2 separate regions of the Mus musculus genome follow, and region 1 is linked to region 2. Evidence: chromatin loops called from intact Hi-C (ENCODE). Cell type or tissue: gastrocnemius. All regions are shown on one strand. Links, peaks and the distances in the headings refer to the core of each region. The heading gives the core; the rest is flanking DNA.

What was found. A loop is a pair of places that touch in the nucleus more often than their neighbours do. Peaks named below come from ENCODE experiments on the same cell type or tissue, not always from the same donor. Only the 100,000 strongest peaks of a DNase experiment are listed, where the experiment ranks them.
Region 1: a loop joins it to region 2, with 4 times the contacts of the local background. A loop is called at or near these places in 36 of 42 quality-filtered maps.

Annotation. Positions count from the first base shown.
Region 1 is chr7:4,939,374-4,949,621 of GRCm38, forward strand. It overlaps Ssc5d (scavenger receptor cysteine rich family, 5 domains), which reads left to right. Exons shown (of 14, transcript NM_173008.3): 13 at 3,341-3,499; 14 at 4,178-5,455. The coding sequence ends at 5,391. Among named protein-coding and RNA genes, the nearest start is that of Ssc5d, 19 kb to the left of the region's middle. In gastrocnemius, for the core only: a CTCF peak has its summit at 3,975 (motif pointing right); a DNase peak (open chromatin) is centred at 4,021; H3K4me3 peaks cover 532 bases; H3K27ac peaks cover 566 bases.
Region 2 is chr7:5,043,002-5,053,249 of GRCm38, forward strand. Gm15510 (predicted gene 15510) reads right to left here. Exons shown (of 4, transcript NR_166619.1): 2 at 7,730-7,917; 3 at 5,898-5,986; 4 at 3,946-4,478. Zfp580 (zinc finger protein 580) reads left to right here and starts at 8,531. Exons shown (of 2, transcript NM_026900.1): 1 at 8,531-8,713; 2 at 9,804-10,248. The coding sequence starts at 9,816. In gastrocnemius, for the core only: a CTCF peak has its summit at 4,536; no DNase peak of the experiment used is centred there.

The sequences.
Region 1 (10,248 bases), core at 2,669-5,168, 100 kb before region 2:
CTCCCGTCCCCTTCTTGAGACAGGCTTTTCTTTTTCTTTTTAAGATTTATTTATTTTATGTATATGAGTACACTGTAGCTGTCTTCAGACACCCAGCAGAGGGCATCAGATCCCATTACAGATGGTTGTGAGCCATTACAGATCATGTGGTTGCTGGGAATTGAACTCAGCACCTCTGGAAGAGCAGTCAGTGCTCTTAACCGCTGAGCCATCTCTCCAGCCTCTTCCCTTCCCCTTTCTTTTTCTTTCTTTCCTTCCTTTTCCTCTCTTACTTTTCTCTGCCCCTCTACACTTTTGAGCTGTTCTTTTATAGCTCTAGCTGGGCTTCTCTATGTACCCGAGGCTGGCCTTGATCCCCTGACTGCACCCACCAATGCTAGGATTACAGGCACGCATACTCCAACTTCTTTTCAGTCAGCTACTGCCATGTTCTGAGTCGCACTATCTGTTTTTTAATTCTGCTAGCTTCAGTCCTTTCTCCTTCTCCCTCTCCCTCTCTCTTTCCTTCTTTCTCTGTTTGTGTCTCTTGACCCTCATTTCAGTGAGAGAGGACACTATTTGTGCCCTACCCGCTGCATTTCGCACCCCTGTTTCTCTGTCACCCTCATTTCTCTCTGCATACACCGTTGAATGCTCCCTGCCTCTTTGTGTGTGTCCCTCTGCCTGCCACTGATTGGAGGGTCTGCTTGCATCCTTTCTGGAACCCAGCATGCACAATCAGGCCTGCCTAGGTAGGTACCTGCTCTTCTGCCTAGCACCTCCTTACGTCACGGAGTGCTGCACATTTTGATTGGCCACCAGGATCCCTGTTCTCCACCTGTAGAGTTGAACTAGGGAGCCAACTTCAGGAATGTATAACGTGGATCCAGGAGTACCTCTTGCTGGTATCGAGGTTGATCGTTAGAATGCTGGAACCAGAAGTGAGTTCTTAGAGACCCCGTTCCTTGTTCAAGTGCAGCTGCATTTGCAGAACTTACATTCTACACAATTAGGGCAGTTTCTCTGTCCTGCAGCGCCCCCTCGTGGTAGAATTGAGCGCATGGTGAGGCACTGCCCACTGCAGAGACAGCTGAGGCAGGGGGATCCTTGTAGGGGGAGCAGGGCAAATAAATTAGAAGTACAAACTGTACAAGCAAACTCTTGGGACAATTTTATGTATCAAGGGTTAGAAGAAGGTGTAGTAGTAGGATGAGACTGTTTCAAACAATTTATATGTGTCTTATGTATATATGTGTGTGGTATGTGTGTAAGTATAACTATATGTAAATGCTTGTGTGTGTCTCTGCAATGTGTGGACAGTGTGTGTGGAGGCGAGAGGACAACATCTGGTGCTATTCCCCAGGCACTATCTAAACCTTGTTTTTATGAGACAATGGCCTTGAAGCTCAACATTGAGGCCAGGCTAGTGATGCATAAACCTGGGAGATAGCTCTGTCTCTGTCTCCCTACCACCGGGATGGCATACCCAGCTTTATATTTTCTTTAAATGTGTGCTCTGGGGCTCACACTCCGTTCCTTGTGTTTGCAAAACAAGTAATTTACAAACTGAGCTATCTCCCAGCTCTTGTTTGCTGCCGAGAGCTTCTTTTTTACCATAGCCTAAGCTGGCTTGGAAGTCACTGTGTAGTTCAGGCAAGCCTTGAACTCTGAGTGGTAGGATTATAGGCATGCATCATGATGCCAGCCTAATGCCATTCACTCGTTGTACTGGGATGATGTGTGCTGCCACTCAAAGCACAAGCCTGGGCTCTGACTCACTTAGCTGACTCCAATCCAGACAGCACAGGGACAAGTTGTGTGACTGTGCGTTCCAATCCAACGTACAGAAGGCCCGCGTCGTCACCTATAACAGAAAACTCTGCTTACCGAAACAATTCATAGGCTCAGGATCCCAAGGTGGTAATGATTATTTATAGAAGAGAAACCAAGAAAATCCTTCCAGAAATGTGATATTATCCTTCAGCAGACGAGAGCAAGAAGAGAAGTGTTGTTTAATTAATTCATGCGTGTGCCATGGCTTATGTGTGGGGTCAGAGGACAGCTTCCACGAGTTGTATTTTCTACTCCACCATGTGGGTTTTGGCAGGGTTTAACTGAGGTCATCAGGATGTACAGCGAGCAACTTTACCCACTGTTCCCAGGAAGGGAATTCTCAAGCGACCAAAGGCCTGTGGGAGAAAACTCGCATAGTCACATGGTTAAGATTCTTTTTAAGGACTTATTTTGTGGTTCAGGCATGGTGGTGCATACCCTTCATCCCAGAACTCTGGAGGCAAAGGAGGTGGATCTATGTGAGTTTGAAACTAACCTGGTCTATATAGCAAGTTCCAGAACAGCCAAGCTACACACACACACACACACACACACACACACACACACACACACACACACAGCTCAGTGAGACCAGAAGAGGACATCCAATCTAAACCTGGCATTACAGGCAGGTGTAAGCTGCCTGAAGTGTGGGTTGGAAACCCAAAAGATGCTCTTAACCACTAAGCTATTTCTCCCACCTCAGCAAGGGTAGGCTTTAAGCTCTAAGAAGGGCCTCCATGGATCTCTCTGGCTGCTAGAACATCACCACAGATCTAGTGGCTCATGTTCTTGATCTTCTGTAGGTCAGACTTCATGGGTCTGACTGATCTAAGATCAGGCAGGGCTGATCCCTAGGGGAGAAGCTGCCCTCTTGACTTTTCCAGCTCCAGCCCCTTCCTTCGTCAAAGCCCGGAGTGTGTTGCCTTTCTCTGGGCTTAATCGTGTCTTTAGTCTTTCCCCTGAGATTCACCCTGGAAAGGTTTGTGTATTCTAAGTATTTATGAGACTCAGGAACGTTTTTTCTTTTTGTTAATTATTTATTGTCACCCATTTATTTATCTATTTATTTTAACTGTATTATGTTTGTGCATGTGTGTATGTGTGTGCTATGGCTTAAAAAAGGCTGCTTGGGACAGCATGATAGTTCAGTAGATAGGATACTTGGTGACAAACCTGACAAGTATTGTTGGAGCACACATGGTGGAAGGCACACATGCACTAATAAATACATGTCATTTTAAAATGTAAAGGGAGATTGGAATTCCAGGCCAGCATCAGCTACATGAGTTCAAGTTCAGTGTGAGCTACCTGAGACTGTGTCAAAAACAATATTGCTTTGAACGGAATCAATGCACGCATTTGCTTTATGGGATAACCTCTTCAGGTTCTGCGTTTACTAGCCAAGAGCATCCTGACCGGTGACAAGGTGACATAGGCTGAGGGGCTGAATGACGGGTGAGCTGTGGTAATGAGCAGCAGGAAAAAGTGGAAGGAGGACTCAACTCTCTTCCTCACACATCTGCAGATGACCAGGGAGGTTATGAGTCTTCCTGGACGTGGGATACACCTTCAGGAAGGGGTCTGTTCAAGGGGACCCCCACCACAACCAAGCCTGGATCCACAGTTACCACTAGCACCAGCAAGAGTCCCGGCCACCCCTTTCCAGCTCCAAGGGCCCGTGCAGGTGAGGCATGGGCAAAGAGGCCTGGGGAGTATGTGTCCTGGGGTACAGAGATGGGCTCCAAGCTCCTAGGGGTAACTACTTCTTACTTCAAAGATCAAGCAGAGAGACAGCCTCGAACTCACACACTTCCTCCTGCCTCTGACTCTAAAAGGCTGGGGTTGAAAGCATGGGCCACCACGCCTGACTAACTCACTTCTTTTCATTCAGTTTAGAACCCCAGCCCAAGCGATAGATATGGTTGTTTCTCCCTCCTCAATAAAATCTCTCTGTAAACTCCCATATAGACATGTTCAGACCTGTGTCCCCTGGGTGATTCCAAATCTTGTCAAGTTGACAGTGAACGTTAATTATCACATAGAGTCTCACTGTGGGTGTTTCCTAGGAGTCTTCTCGTATCCCAAAGCGTGTTCATCTTTCTGGTCCCCTGGGCTCTTTCTCCACTCTGTACTTGTAGGCATCTGTGTTCCCCGCATAGGCCACCAGGTGGCGGCAGGGACCTCGCAAGAGTTGAGGAGGAGGGGCACTAGGGCCTGGTGAAATCTGCCGGTGACCCATGATGTCACGAAGATCTTTGCCTTCCCATTGGTCTTCTCCTCAAGGGACTTTGCGGAATACGTAGATAGGGCAATAGGGCAGACTGACCTCTGACCGATCTGCCCCTCTTTTCTCCAACTCCAGGTTCACCAAGGAAGCCAACACCTGAGCGCCGGCCGCTGCCCACCTCAGCCACCACCTCATCTCCTGCTTCCTCCTCTTCACCAGAGCCTTCTGGCTCACGGCAGACCTCTGGCTCCTGGCCACAACTCATCCCAGACTCAAAGCAGGAGGGGACCTCTAGCTCCCCCAAACCATCTCTACTCACCCCAGGACTTCCCTCCCCAGCAACCTTTGCCTTGTCCACTCCTAATACCAGTTTGCTTCCAACACGTTCCCCAGAGCTTTCAGGCAGCCCAACACCCACCTCCCCTGAAGGGCTAACCTCTGCCTCCTCTATGCTATCAGAAGTGAGCAGGCTTTCTCCTACCTCAGAGCTGACTCCAGGACCTGATACAACACCAGCACCTGAAATAATCCCAGAAAGTTCTGACTCCTCAGACCTCCCCATGAACACCAGGACCCCCACACAGCCGTTTACAGCCTCTCACCCCACCAGCATCCCTCAACTCAACACAACTTCTTACCCCACCATTGCCCCTCAACCTACCACAAACCCTCAGCAACCCAGGAGCCCTCACCCCGCCACAAGTCCTCAACCTCCCACCAATACTCACCCTTCCTCAACCCCTGCCACCCCTACAGAGTCCCTTCCATCCTCCCGAAAGACAGAACTTTCCTCTCCCACTAAGCCTAGACTAAACTCAGAGTTGACCTTTGAGGAAGCCCCATCCACAGACGCATCCCAGACGCAGAACCTAGAGCTCTTTCTAGCCTCGGAGTCCGGCCCCTCCAGTCCCTCTCCAGCCTCAAACTTGGACCCACTACCCACAGATGCCTTCAAACCACCCAGAAGCCAGACCTTACACTCAGCTTCAGACCACCTCACTCAAGGGCCAACCCCTAATCACAACCCAGATCCTTTTGGGCCATGTGTGTCCCCATTACCACCAGTAAGGGTCATGGCTTGTGAGCCACCTGCCTTGGTGGAGCTGGTAGGTGCTGTGAGGGAGGTGGGTGACCAGCTGCAGAGACTGACCTGGGTCCTGGAGCAGGACCGGCAGGAGCGCCAAGTCCTGGCACTGGGCCTAGCCCAGTTGGTAGAGGCTGCTCAGGGGTTGGGGCAGCTGAGTGAGACTGTAAAGAGGCTAGCAGAGGTGGCCTGGCCCCCCAGCACTCCTGTGCCCATGACCACCACCACAGAGGAGGAGGAGAGGCCTCTGAGGGGAGATGTGTGACCCACTCTGAAATTCACGGTGCTTAAGATACTCTTAAACAAAAGCCAACGTATGTACAATCGAAGTGTGGGTGTTGTTACTGGGGAGCAGGGGCTCTGGAGGGACAGAATTACAATGCTGATCCTAACTTGTCAATGCCATCTGTGATGGCGTTGGAGATCATGGTGAGGTGATGGCAGTTGATGGTCATGTGCTCACGGTATTGATGATGATGGCAGGGTGACAGTGGTGTTGATAGGGATCATGGTTAGTGACAGGATGGCGCTTATGGTGAAGGTCATGGTGATGGTCACAATGCTGTGATGGTGGTTGGTGGTCATGGTGGTTGTGATGATGGGATGATGGCAATAATGGTGTGATGATGTCAGTGGCGATGAGCGTGATGACAAAGATGGTGTGGTGGTGTTGTGGTATAATGATGAAGATGGTGGTCACGGTGTTACCGATGAAAGCCGTGATTGTGTGTGGATGGTGATGGTGATGTTAGTTGTGAAGGTTATGATGGTGTGGGGGAGTAATTTTGTGGTGACTCTGGTGATGGCGTTGATAACAGTGATGATGGTATTGGTGGTGGTGGTGATGGTGAACTGTGGATGGTGGTGATTACAGTGGTGATGGTATTGATGGTTATGGTGAAACACAGTGAGTGTGATGGTGGTAGTGATGAAGAGGTGATGTTGGTAATGGCGGAGACGTGATGACACTGATGTGCTAGCAATGCTGGTGCTAATGTTGATCATGCTAGTGGTGATCATTATGACAGTCCTGGCATTGATGAATCTGTGGAGGCAGGAAGCTGTCTCAGCCATGGTGTGCCCAGCTTTAAGGACAGAGCACACAGTTCATGAGTCCAAATAGGTGGGATAACATCGTCATATGGACAAGCACTTATGGGGTGTGTCCGTATCAGACTCTGTTTGAAGCAATTCTCACCCTTCCTAATGCTACAACCACTTAATACAGTTTCTCACGTTGTGGTGACCCCCAACCATAAATTAATTTTTGTTGGTACTTCGTAGCAGTCATTTTGCTACTGGTACAACTCATAATATAAACATCTGATATGTGGGATGTCTTGTGTGACCCCTGTGAAAGATGACCCTCAGGTTGAGAACCGCTGGTTTAGAGGCTCTGCAGCCGGCTGTCATTCCATCTCCGTTAACACTGGCTGGGGAGGGTACTGTTACCACAGCTCAGCAGAGGAGGAGATGCACTCTCAGCCTGGATGCCGGGTGGAGTCCTTGCTAGGGGTAGTCCTGAGCCAGCTACTGAGCCTCTTAGTCTCCGTTCCCCACCTATAAACGGGGATAATAATAGTGTATGTCTCATGGGCATGTGGAGATGACTGGACGGGAACATTTCTGAGCGTGCTTAGGCTCTGCAGGGTACGTGGTGAGAGTGACTGATCTGTTGTCCGTTTTGTGCCCCAGTCCCTGCAGCAGCCTTGATTGGCAACCCAAATCTGTCTCCTCCAGACCCTTTTGAGAGAAGGTTCCATGCATGTAGCCTAATCTGGCATGTCATTCAGTGTGTCATGGATGCCCACGAGCTTCTGACCTTCTTGTCTGCATCTCCCAAGTGCTAGGAATGAAGATGTACAGTATCATACTTGGTTATATGCACCATTGAAGGTTGCACCTAAGGCTTCATGTATACTGGGCAAGCATTCTACCAACTGAATTTCATGTCCAGTTCAGATAGGATTATGTGGCCACATCGAACCAACTGGGCTTGTGTCTAGTCTTGCAGCCTGTATATCTCTGGAATTTTTGTTCATTTCTCAGAGCCTCAGTTTTCTCCTCTGTAAATTGGGAATATTAATCACACTAAGCCCACAGGATGAGGATTACCACTGAGTCAGTTCATGGACAGGCAGAGATGCCAGGTGGTACAGATCCACTTATGAAGACTGCACCCAGGGCTAGTGAGATGGCTCAGTGGGTAGACACTTGCTATGTAAGCCCTGATGGTCTGAGTTTGGTGCCTGGAACCTAAATAATAGAAGGAGAGAACCAACTCTCATAAGTTGTTCCCTAACCTCCATATGCACCCCCAATAAAGTAAATGAATTAATGGAAAAAACCCTTAAAAACAGAAGTGATCCCAGACACAACTATGGCTCTCTATGCCTAGCATGTGAACTCTGTGTGTGTGTCACACACACACACACACACACACAGAGACAGAGAGAGAGACAGAGAGAGAGATAAAGAGAGAGAGACAGAGACAGACAGATAGACAGAGACAGACACAGAGAGAGACACACACAGAAAGAGACAGAGACAGAGAGAGAAGAGAGTACTCTCCTTAGGACTGGGATTTCAGGCATGCACCACCTGAAAACTACTTCCCATCCACATCACTGCGGCCCTGCAAGGGAGGAGTCTTAATCTGCTTTGCAGAAAGGACTCAGGGCCCTCTAGCCCATCATCAAATCCACACAGTAGAGCTGCAACCCAGCCCTGGGACAACAATGGCCATGCCCCTTCTTTGACCTCATCCTGGGGTTCCAGATTAGGACTTTTATGACTCGCCCATCTTAGTGACCAGTGCCTTCCTATATCTGCACCTCTTCTTACTGGTCTGAAAACTGAGGACCAGCTTAGAAGACACTCCACCCCTCTAACTCCAGTTCTGACCCCTGAAACTGTGGCCAGGAAACCAGTCCCTCCTTCTCTTCCCAGATCACGACTCAGAGGTTACTGAAGGTGATGGAGCCTGGCGCCCCTACACTCCTGTAAAGGCCAGTAGGGTCCAGTTACTGATTTGGGCAGGGAATGGGATAATGCCCAGGGGTCTTAATAGATGGACACTCTGGTCCCGCCAACAGGCAAAGGCATATGCAGGGAACTCTCTGGTCCTCAAATCTCATTAAGCCAAAGACTTAAATAACTACTGAGAGCTAAACTTGGGAGGATAGGGCTTCTGCTGCCTTCTCCTTCCTGTCCTGGCTCGTTAGAGTGTCATAGAGCAGTACCCCAGATTGGAAAGACAGCTGTCTCTATCCCTGGTCGGGATCAGGTGGACCCTAGCTACAGATCATCTCTCTGAATCTGCCAGAGAGCCCAACTTGGGGGACAGTCTTTGTCTTTTCTGCAAACCAGAGGTGTGTGGATGTGTGATGGGTGTTCTAAGCCAAGGTCTCTTTACCCCTGGATACCTTCTGCTAGCCCCAAACAAGTGGGTACCTAATTACTCAGTCATCCTATCCTTGTTTGGCTGAGCAGCTAAGCCCAAACATCTGGCTCCAGGGCCCACAGCCAGGATGGGTAGCCAGCCCCACCCGCTGCTGGCCCTGACCCTCGACACCTCCCTCAGGACAGCTGAGCTCTGTGTCTGCTTGCCAGCTTGCAACAAGCCCAGAACAGTAGCTGCATAGAACTAGCAAGCTCAATGGGTGTAGATAAACTATAAACTTGAGCTCCACTAAACACACACACACACACACACACACACACACACACACACACACACACACATCACAGCATACACCACACACATATGCACACATACACATCAAAACACACCACACATACACATCAAAACATATAACACACACACACACACACACACACACACACACACACACACACACACACACACACACAAAGCAGGAGCAAAGACAATGTCTCCAGTCAGATAAAGCAAGATGTGTATCTGTCATGATCCACCTGGGCTATGACTATTGACAGAGAAAACTCTAAAGAATGGATCAGATAAACCCCGGTGCTAGGAAGCCTATTCAGAACACTGGGTCTGTATTGCAACATCACACCCTGAACTGCGGGCACGAAACATCCAGCGTCGACTCCTCCGAGGTTGGTCAGGAAGCCACTTCTAAGACCTGTCAAAACCCCCTACATCTTAGCACATGTAGTTAACATTTGTTAGCTGGGGCTGAGGATGTGGCTCAATTGGTAGAGTGCTTGCCTTGCTTGCACAAGGCCCTGTGTTTGATCCCCCACACTGCATAAATTGGGTTTAGTGGGTGTGTGCCTTTAATCTCAGGCCTAGGGGACAGAGGAAGGAAGATTAAAAGTTGAAGGGCATTCTTGGCTGCATAGGAAGTTTGAAGTCAGCCTGGCTTACAAAAGACTGTCTCAAAACAAATAAACCAAGCAAGCAAGCAAGCAAGCAAGCAAACAAACAAAAACCTAAAAAAGAAACAAACGGACAAAAACCTTACCTATGAAGAGGGCCACTGGGCTTTTTGTCTCTCTGTACTAGGCTATTTGGCTGTGAGTTTTGACCTTCTTTCCTGCAAGAGGCATGGGTAGTGGGCAGTTGTTGTTGTTTTTTTTTTTTTTAAGTTCCTAGTAGGTGGCATACACCTTTAATGCCAGCACCAGGTGGATCTCCCATGCCTACATAGTAAGACCCTGTCTCAAAGAGGGGGCGGGGTGGGAGAGAGGCAGAGAGATAAAGAAAACCTGACCTTGAACTCACAGAAGCTCACTTGCCCAGCTTGTATGTGTTTTGCCTGCATGCGCGTCTGTATTCTGAGGGTGTGCCTGCTGCCCACAGAAGCCTGAGGAAGGAAGGCATCAGATCCCCTGGAACAGGAGTTATCGGTGGCTGTGAGCTGCCACATGGGTTCTGGACCCGGGTCCTCTGCAAGGTCAGCAAATGTTCTTAACTGCTGAGCCGCTTCTCCAGCCACCTGGCCGTGAGCACATTAAGATAACTGTCGTATTCATCGTGATCTAACCTAAGACTGTGTTCTGCCCACACCACCCCCACAAGTGGAAATCCATGGCTCTTAGCAGTCTTAGCCTCAGGACCTCAGCTGCTACCTCAGCAGCTCCTTTCTGACTTACTACAGGCCGTCGTCTGTTCTAGACATTTCCTGTGGCTGCA
Region 2 (10,248 bases), core at 3,337-5,836:
AAACAAAACAAACCTGGGAAGTGCTGGCAGTAAGGGTGGTTCTGTCTCTTGGTACATGGGTGCCCCATGCACTAAATAAGTAAGCAAATACATAAATTAAGCTGTAGATGCTACTTAAAAATGATGGTGGCGCACACCTTTAATCCCAGCACTTGGGAGGCAGAGACAGGCGGATTTCTGAGTTCGAGGCCAGCCTGGTCTACAGAGTTAGTTCCAGAACATCCAGGGCTACACAGTGAAACCATCTCAAAAACAAAAACAAAAACAAAAACAAAAAAAAAAACAAAACAAAAAAAAAAGAAAGAAAGAAAAGAAAAAAGATAAATACATATATGGATACTCACTATACAAGTCATAACTTTTCTGTTGGGCCATTATTTTCCATTTTTAGCAGTATTTATTCACTTTATTGTGTGTGTAGGAGTGTTTTGCCTGCATGCCTATGTACCATGTGCATGCCTGGTGTCCGAGGAGGTCAGAAGAGGATGTCTAGTCTGGTGGTGATGCATGCCTTTAATCCTAGCACTTGGATCTGTTTGGGGCCAGCCTGCTCTACAGAGTGAATTCCAGCATGACCAGGGCTACACAGAGGAACCCTGTCTGGAAACAAAACAAAACCCTGAACGCCATCCCCAGCCCCCACAAGGAGGGAAAAAGAAGAGTTTGTCAGATGCCCTAGAACCTCAGCCCTATGAGCTGCCACCTGGATGCTGGGAACTGGACCCAGGTCATCTGAATGACAAGCACGGGGTCTTAAATGGCTGGGCCATCTCCCAAGCCCCCTTAGTTTGATTGTTTTTAATAAATCACTGGTGTCAGGGAACCTGTAGACAGATTTAAAAATTGGACATACGTATAGGCATTCATGCAGGCAAACCACCCAGACATCTAAAATAAGAGGATAATTAAAAAGCTGGGCACAGTAGTGCAGATATTTAATCCCAGCATTCAGCAGTCACAGGGATGTAGATCTCTTAGTTTGAGGTCAGCCTGGTCTACATAGTAAGTTTTAGGACAACTAGGAGGACTATGTAGTGAGACCATGCCTCAAAAATAAAAGATTTACTATTGAAGGTAGTGGTAAACTACTTTTTTTGGCTTACATTTTCTTATCAACTATTTATCCCAGCTCATTCTTTCTTTGTCTCTGTTTCTCTGTCTCTGTCTCTGTCTCTGTCTCTGTCTCTGTCTCTCCCCGTGTATGTGTCTGTATGGAGGGGGGAGGGCGGTTAGAGACAGAACCTACGGCCTTCCACATACTAGGCAAGTATTCTACCATACAACTGCACTCCTAACCTGATGTACTATTTCTACTGAAAACCATTAGTGCTCTTAACCTCTGAGCCAGTGGTTCTCAACTTTCCTAATACTAGGACTCTTTCATACATACAGCTCCTCATATTGGAGAGAGGAGTGGTCTGTGGAGGTTGACTGATCCTTTCACAGGGGTCACCTAAGACTATTGGGAACCACAGATAATTATATTATGGCCCATAACATTGAAAATTTAGTTATGAAGTAACAATAAAAAGAAATTTGTGTTTGGGGAATCACCACAACATAAGAAACCCTGCCTCAAAAAAACCAAACCTAACCAAAAAATGAAGCAAATAATACTCCACTCTATGCGAGGCATCCATCTTGGTACCCACTGGCCATTTGCCTCTGCTAGGCATCCATCTTGGTACCCACTGGCCATTTGCCTCTGCTAGGCATCCATCTTGGTACCCACTGGCCATTTGTCTCTGGTTCTAGCCCTTGGTACCCACTGGCCATTTGCCTCTGGTTCTAGCCCTTGGTACCCACTGGCCATTTGCCTCTGGTAGGCATCCATCTTGGTACCCACTGGCCATTTGCCTCTGGTAGGCATCCATCTTGGTACCCACTGGCCATTTGTCTCTGGTTCTAGCCCTTGGTACCCACTGGCCATTTGCCTCTGGTTCTAGCCCTTGGTACCCACTGGCCATTTGCCTCTGGTTCTAGCCCCTGGAAGATAAATTCCTAGTAACCCTGACTCAGTCAGTCCAGAAATGTACAACCACGACCAGCTGCTTTGTTATCATTGACTGCCTTTTGGCTTCTGTAAACCTGCAGACATTCAAGGACTATTTGGATGTGCCTTGACTACCTAGTCTTGGCAGAGCAAAGCAGCTTGTGGCTTACTTGTGCAGATAGTCAAGGTCTCCCTGTGGTTTTTGTCTTTAAAAGTCCTTCCTTTCCTCATCTGCTTTGAGTGGCAGTCACTCGCCTGGCTCAGAGATAGCTGTCCTGCTACCAGCTACAAGAAATTTAACTACTTATAATCTAGATTGAGTCTGTTATCTTCTTTATTTTTTCCCCTGGGAAGTCTTGAACTCCATAACAGCTACACAGTGAGTTCAAGGCTAGCCTGGACTATGAGACCCTTTCTCAAACTACAAAATCAAACTGAACACATTTTTATATAAAACGAATGTCTTGGGCACTGGATGGCTTAGCAGTTAAGAGCATTGGCTGCTGCTTTTCCAGAGGACCTGGTTCTGATTGCCAGCACTCACATGGTGGCTCACAACCATCTTTTAACTCCAGTTCCAGGAGTTCTAGGCTTTTTGAGCGCCAGACATGCAAGTGGAACACAGGCATAAATGAGAGGAAAACATCCATACACATTAAACATTAAAGTCTACTGTAAGCATTTGATAGTGGTTTTTTTCAGTTGCTTTGTGTGCATTTGTGTAAGTGCACTTGTGTCAAAGGTGGTGTGTGTGTGTGATGGTCAGAAGTCGGCTCTCTCCTTGCACCGTGTTGGTCCCAGGGCTCAAACTCAGGTCTTCAGGTTTGATGGTAAGCACTGTTTCCTGTTGAGCCATCTCCCAGGCCCACTTAGAGGATATCTCCCGATGTAGTCCTGGATGGTCAGGAATTCACTGTGTAGACCAGGCTGGCTTGGAACTCGGAGTTCACCCACTTCTACCTCCCTAGTGATGTGATTCAACATTTTGCATTGTAGTTACCTGTTTGTCTGTCATCTCTGTATTTGTCTGTCCAACACAGATGCGACTGACTTGGAGTTGGGGCACATGACACAATGTTAGAACGAAGTGAGACATCACAAGTGTGAAAATACACACTAGATTTCTAAGACAGCGTAATGACAGTCAGGTTCCAGTGTGTGAGAGCCAGGTGCAAGGGCTATGATGCAGAATGACTGCAGAAAAGAGGAAGATAAGATTCAAGGGTTCATGATCTGAATTTATTGAGGGGGTGTGCTGATAGAAGTGTGATCCTAGGCGGCAGGCAGAACAAGTGCTAAAACCTGTATAAGAATGAAAGGCTAGGGGGCACTGTGATCTCATCTAACTTAGAATGTGTTTGTGATCTTCAGCTAATAGGAAAGGGGCAGGCAGGTGCATCCCTGACATTGAAACAGTTCTGAAACCCTACATGTTACTCTAGGGACATGTCTGTGGTTTCCAGGAAAAAACATGGTTTGCTTTGCAGTGGTTGTGGTGGTTATCAAGATGGCTACAGTGAGGTCAAGCTGAACCATATAGCCACTATTAGAAGTAGTTATTCTAGAGCCAGAGAGACGGCTTAGTGGGTAAGGGTTGCTGCTGTGCTTGATGGCTTGCGTATGATTCCCAGAACCTACATGGTAGAAGGCGAGAACTGACTCCCAAGTTGTCTTCTGACTTCCACACAAGTGTCACGGCATTCACTCCCCCTTCCCCATAAATGTAATTTAAAATCATTTGTTAAAGTAGTTATGGGGATGGAGAGATGGCTCAGTGTTTGGGAGTGTTTCCCGTTGCTGCAGAAGATCCAAGCTCAGCTCCCAGCACCCATACTGGGTGGCTGACAATCATCTGCAACTCCAATCCAGGGAAGGGAATTCCATGCCCACTACAATTGCCACAGGCTCTGTGCACACAGCAACACATACCGAATTAAAAGGAGAAACACAGCTTGGTGGTGCATGCCTTTAATCCAATCACTTTAGGGAGGGAGAAGCAAGTAGAAAGGCATACTCTCTGAGTTCCAGGCCAGTCAGTGCTGCATAGTGAGATCCTGTCTTAAAACAAACAACTCCCCACCCCCACCAGTCACCGGTGGTGACGCACGCCTTTGATCTTAGCACTTGAGGGGCAGAGGCAGGTGGATCTCTGAATTTAAGGTTAGCCTGGTCTACAGAGCCAATTCCAGGACAGCCAGGGCTACACAGAAACCTTGTCTCAAAACAAAACAACCCCAAAACATTTATTTTTGCGTGTGTGTATGTGTATGTGTGCATGCATTTGTGTGTTCAGGCATGCCATGTTCCTGGAGGTCAGGGGACAACTTGCAGGAGCAAGTTCTCTTTATCCATCATGTGGGTCTCAGGGGTTAAACTCAGGTTAGGGAGTCAGAAGAAGGTTGTTGAGCTTGGTAGCAAGACAGTTGACCCTCCTGGGCCACCTCACCAGTCTTGGACATAGGTCTTTGTATTTGAATTTCACCATCTGTTAAAATGGAGGGAACATTTTAATACTTTGAACTTTGTCGCCCCCATAAGGCCTAGGAGAGAGTTTCTTGTGACAGTGTATGGAGAAGCTCTGTGACAACAATCAATCAGCTTGGGTTTGTCCTGGTTTGTTTTCTATTTCAGTGATAAAGGCCCTGGCCAAAAGCAACGTAGGGAGGAAAAGGTTTATTTCACATCACAGCCATCATGGAGGGAGTCAGGACAGGACTCAAGGCACAGCCATCATGGAGGGGAGTCAGGACAGGACTCAAGGCACAGCCATCATGGAGGGAGTCAGGACAGGACTCAAGGCACAGCCATCATGGAGGGGAGTCAGGACAGGACTCAAGGCACAGCCATCATGGAGGGAGTCAAGACAGGACTCAAGGCACAGCCATCATGGAGGGGAGTCAGGACAGGACTCAAGGCACAGCCATCATGGAGGGAGTCAAGACAGGACTCAAGGCACAGCCATCATGGAGGGGAGTCAAGACAGGACTCAAGGCACAGCCATCATGGAGGGGAGTCAAGACAGGACTCAAGGCACAGCCATCATGGAGGGAGTCAAGACAGGACTCAAGGCACAGCCATCATGGAGGGGAGTCAGGACAGGACTCAAGGCACAGCCATCATGGAGGGAGTCAGGACAGGACTCAAGGCACAGCCATCATGGAGGGGAGTCAGGACAGGACTCAAGGCACAGCCATCATGGAGGGAGTCAAGACAGGACTCAAGGCACAGCCATCATGGAGGGAGTCAGGACAGGACTCAAGGCAGGAACTGAAGCAGAGGCCACAGAGGAGAGCTGCTTCCTGGCTTGATCACCATTATTTCTTCAATTTGTTTTCTTATCCACCCTAGGACTCTTTGCTCTGGGGTGACACCACTCACAGCATGCTGAACCCTTCCATTTTAGTCATCAATCAATCAAAAAAAGAAAAAAAGTCCCACAAACTTGTCTACTGGCCAATCTACTAAAAGGCATTTTTTCCCCTTCATTTTCTATTGTGGTTCCCCTTCCCAGAATATTCTCTCTAGGTTGTGTCAAGTTGACAAACAAAAAAAAAAAAAAAACCCTCAACAAACAACAGAACAAACAAACAAAAAGAGATTAAAGGAACTCCCCACCACAGCCGACAGGCATGTTTGAAGTGGAACTCTCAGGTTTCTTTGGGAACTCAGTTATGTCATATGATGTTTTGCTGGTGCAGATACATGAAAGAGTGTTCTGCTAAAGTAGACACAGGTGAAAGGATGTGTGATGCTTAGGAAGAATATAAATATGACTGCAGATGGTGGGACATGGCTTGGGCATTGTTTCACCTTGATAGTCTTCACTGAAGATGCTCTGGTTACTGTTGGCCATGAACCACGTGGCAAGTGTTCTCTTGTCATGACTTCATAGAGATTAACTCACCAAGGAACTTCTCGTGACGTCAGATTCCAGTGGCTTCTTGCCGCTTCTGTAGACTCAGGCTGATTGGCAGATGTCTTAGTTAGGGTTTCCTGCTGTGAACAGACACCATGACCAAAGCAACTCTTATAAAGAACTACATTTAATTGGGGCTGGCTTACAAGTTCAGAGGTTTAGTCCACTATCATCAACTCGGGAACATGGCAGCATCCAGGCAGGCACAGTGCAGGAGGAGCTAAGAATTCTACATCTTGTTCCAAAGACAGCTAGGAGAATACTTGTTTCCAGGCAGCTAGGACAAGGTCTTAAAGCCCACACCCACAGTGATACACCCACTTTAACAAGGCCACACCTCCTTTAACAGAGAAACATATCAGGACATGATATGTCTGACTTTGAGAGGGAGAGAGGTGGTGGTTGGGACAAGTGAGGACATTAGAGGGGTTAGACTGATGTCTGGTAGACTTTATCATGACCATGTCCCAGCTAGGTGGCAGGGTGTCTCCTCTGTGTTGTGGGGAATCAGATCCAGAGCTTTGGGGATGCTAAGCCACCCGGCAGTAGCTTTTTTAAAAGTTATTTTATGTATATTGGTGTTTCTGCCTACTCGGATGTTTGTAGACATGTATGCCTGTTACAGGAGACAGAAGATGGTGTGGGCTCCCCTGGAATTGGATTTATAAATGGTTGTTAAGCTGGGTGCTGGGAATGGAACCTGGGGCTTTTACTAGAGCAGCCAGTGCTCTTAACTGCTGAAGCATGGCTCCAGCTCCATCCAGAAGTATCTTTTCAGGGAGAGGTGGGATTTACTATCTGATCAAATTTACTCATTCACTAACTGATATTTTGTTTTGTGTCTCTGCCCTCTTCTTGGCTTAGGTTTTGAAATTCATTTATTTATGTGTGATCGTGTACATGCATGTGGCAGTCAGAAGGCAACTTTCTAGAGTTGGTTCTTTTCTTCCACCACGTGGTCATCTGGGTTTGAACTCCTTTGCCCTTGTAGAGGACCTGGGTTTGACTTATAGCACCCACAAGGTGGTTCACAAACACTCTAACTCCAGTTCTAGGGAATCCGATTGCTGTCTTCTGACCTCCAAGGACACCAAGTACACATGTGTATATGCCTACAGGCCACCAAAACACTTACATACATTTTTTTTTAAAGGAGAGAGAGAATTCAAGGTTATCTTAGGCTGCATAGTCAGGCTAGGCTTCTTGAGATCATGTCTCAAGAAATAAAAATACAGTTTATATAGCTGTCTCCTGGGGCAAATCTAAATTAAGGAATGAATACGTTCCATACTTCAGGGCCTCAGAAGCACTAGTGCTCAATAGCTTCATGTATCCACTGTCACGCCTCATAGAAATTATAGCATTTGTTACCGATGGAAAGATGTTGGATAATTCTTCAAGGGGTAGTCCACTCTTTGGGTGGGTGGGTGGGTGGGGTCCTTGCACTGGGCGCCTAACCCTCCTCTCCCTTGGCTATGTCCAGCTGTTGCCCCCTCCCAACTCCCAGTACGTGGATCTAGGACTTAGCCTTAGATGGGTCCTAACCTCCTGTAATTGCATCTCATACCAGAGTGCATTTTACAAATACAAAGTGTCTTCACTGGCCCAGGCTACTGCATCAAAACTGGATGCTCAGACCCTCCTTGAAGAGCCCTGCGCGCCAGCTACCATAGGCAGTGGGTGCTGGTGACTTCAGCAGCACTCTTTTCCATTCCAAAGAACCAGCTTCCTTGCCTGTGTATACGACAATGCCTGGCTTTCTCTGAGCCTCAGCTTCCCCATGTATTCCATAGTAAGTCTAAACTTCCCCATGCCCGTACCTAGGAATGGCTGGTCTCCTCTGGAGACCTTACTTTCCCCTGCTGGGTCACTGGCAAGAATCACAGCTGCTCTCCATCCTTGTTTTCAGATGCGATTTCATGTAGCCCAGGCCGGCCTCCAACTCAATATATTGGAGAAGATAACCTTGAACTTCTGATTCTTCTGTTTCAACCAGTTTTATGCAGTGCTGGGGATCAAACCAAGAGTGCATGTTAGGTAAACCCTGTCCCCATTTTTATACCTAGCAAGCATGCTCCAGTTTTCAGATTCCCCATATGCTCTGCGGGGAAATAGTACATTTTCCTTTCTGGGTCAACATCTGGTCGTCCCCAGTCTCTGTTTCCCCGTATGTTCAGTGGAGCATATATACTTTACGGGATCTGGCAACGTCTTCTTTGGACATTGATTCCCCCATTTATGAGACGTGAGGATTGTGACCCTGCTAAATCAGAACAGAGATCGGGCTTCTGGACCTCTGTCTCTCCATTTGCTCATCCAACAGAAACACCCCTTCTCTAACCCGCTGGTTTTGCCTAAGCGGAAAGGGGAGGCAGGGTGGAAAGACGACAAGCTGTAAATTTCAATTCTTTATGGGGCGCTTACTAGACTTCACAGTATCTAGCTTTTTACGGGTCACTCAAAGCAAAGGAATGGCTCTTGTGAATGGCACGCAGCTGGAAACTGTCCTTTTGCAGGTCCTTCTCGTTGGCCAAGCGCCACCCCCACCCCTTGCGCTCTCCCTTTACAGCTGCAGACTCCAGCCTCGGAACCTTCGTGTGTGTAGCGGGCGTTTCTGAACGGTGCTCTTTCTCAGGGACGCCGTCGCCCCTCGCGCCCCTGCGCCCCCCGACCCGCGTCCCCGGCGCCGCCGGCCCGGAGCTGCCCGGAAGCTCGCTCCTACCGCGGCGCTCGTCAGGGCAAGCCCGGGTCCGTCCGGGACCTCGGCCCCGTTCTCCCCCGGACCCGAGAGGCTGCTGCACCGGGTACGGGGGCCGGGATGGAGGGAGGAGCCTGGCTTGGGCAGGGCGCGAGGCCGGCAGGTCTCTGGGTGTGGGTCGGAGCGGTGAGGCGACGAAAGCGACACTCAGAGCCTGAGAGAGGGGCGTCGGGAGGCCAAAGCTCCTTATGGAAGCCAGGGGAGTAGGAAGGCCGTAGGGGATATAACGGGACAGGGTGGTTTAGAGGACCAGGGCTGCTAGAGGTCCCCAGACGAGGGGCTATGCATCAAATAACCCGGGAGGTGAAGAGGGACCAGAGATGCCAGCTGTATCTAGAGAGGAGGGGCCAAGGTTAGGGGTAGCTGTGCGGGAACAAGAAACCAGAAGGTCTATGACTGCGAGTTGGAAGATGCTCCAAGGTGGTGGCGGCGATGGAGAGAGAAACCGAAGATGTCAGGATACTTTGTGGGTGGAGACGGTGGTGAATAAAATATAACAAGATGGGGGCGCATATTGGAGGCAGTCAGTTGAGAATGAAGTACAGACGATGGCTTTCCTCGAGTGGAAAGAGAATGGCAAAACCTTTAAGTGCAGAGTGTGGGGATGACATAAAAGAGCCTTGAATGGAAAGTGGGGAATTGGGTTAGTGGGACTCTGGATAAGTATCTAGGGAGGAAACTTGAGGCGACGACAACTGTGGAGATTGGGGAGGCTCTGAGGGTATTGAGGGACCTGAGGGAAAGGACTAAATCAGAGATTGAGTAGAGCTCTGAGAAAAAGGAATGGGTAGATGGGAGAAAAATCTCGGAGGCCACTAGTCTCTAGAATGTGAGATTAGAAAGGACCTAAACTGAGAAGGAAAGAAATGGACTTGGAGATTGATTTCGGTGGGTGGAGGTGAGGGAAGGGAATCCGAAGGATGTCTGAGGTTATGACCTGAGTCGGTGGAGCGGGGTGTTGCTAAGCCCTGGTGTAGGAGTCCCGGAGATGGGGACTGGAGTCACTTCTTACTTTGTAGGGAGGTAGGTCAGTAGCACAGTCTGGCAGGGAGTGGTATCATCTTCCTTTTTAGGATTTTTTTTTTTTCCTGAAAGGAAGAGAGGATCTTAACTTCTCTTCCCTCCGCCGCTCCCAGCTGCCGCTCCAGATGCTGCTGCTGCCGCCGCGGCCACCCCACCCTCGGTCCTCCTCTCCGGAGGTCATGGACCCACCGCCCCCCAAGACTCCCCCTTTTCCCAAGGCGGAAGGCCCCTCCTCCACTTCTTCCTCGGTGGCGGGGCCGCGGCCACCGCGGCTGGGCCGCCATCTGCTCATCGACGCCAACGGGGTCCCCTACACGTACACGGTGCAGCTGGAGGAGGAACCTCGGGGCCCGCCGCAGCGCGAGGCGACCCCGGGAGAGCCAGGTCCTCGCAAGGGCTATAGCTGCCCAGAGTGCGCTCGTGTCTTTGCGAGCCCTCTGCGGCTGCAGAGCCACCGTGTGTCGCACTCGGACCTCAAGCCCTTTACTTGTGGTGCTTGTGGCAAAGCTTTCAAGCGATCCAGCCACCTGTCGCGGCACCGCGCCACCCACCGTGCGC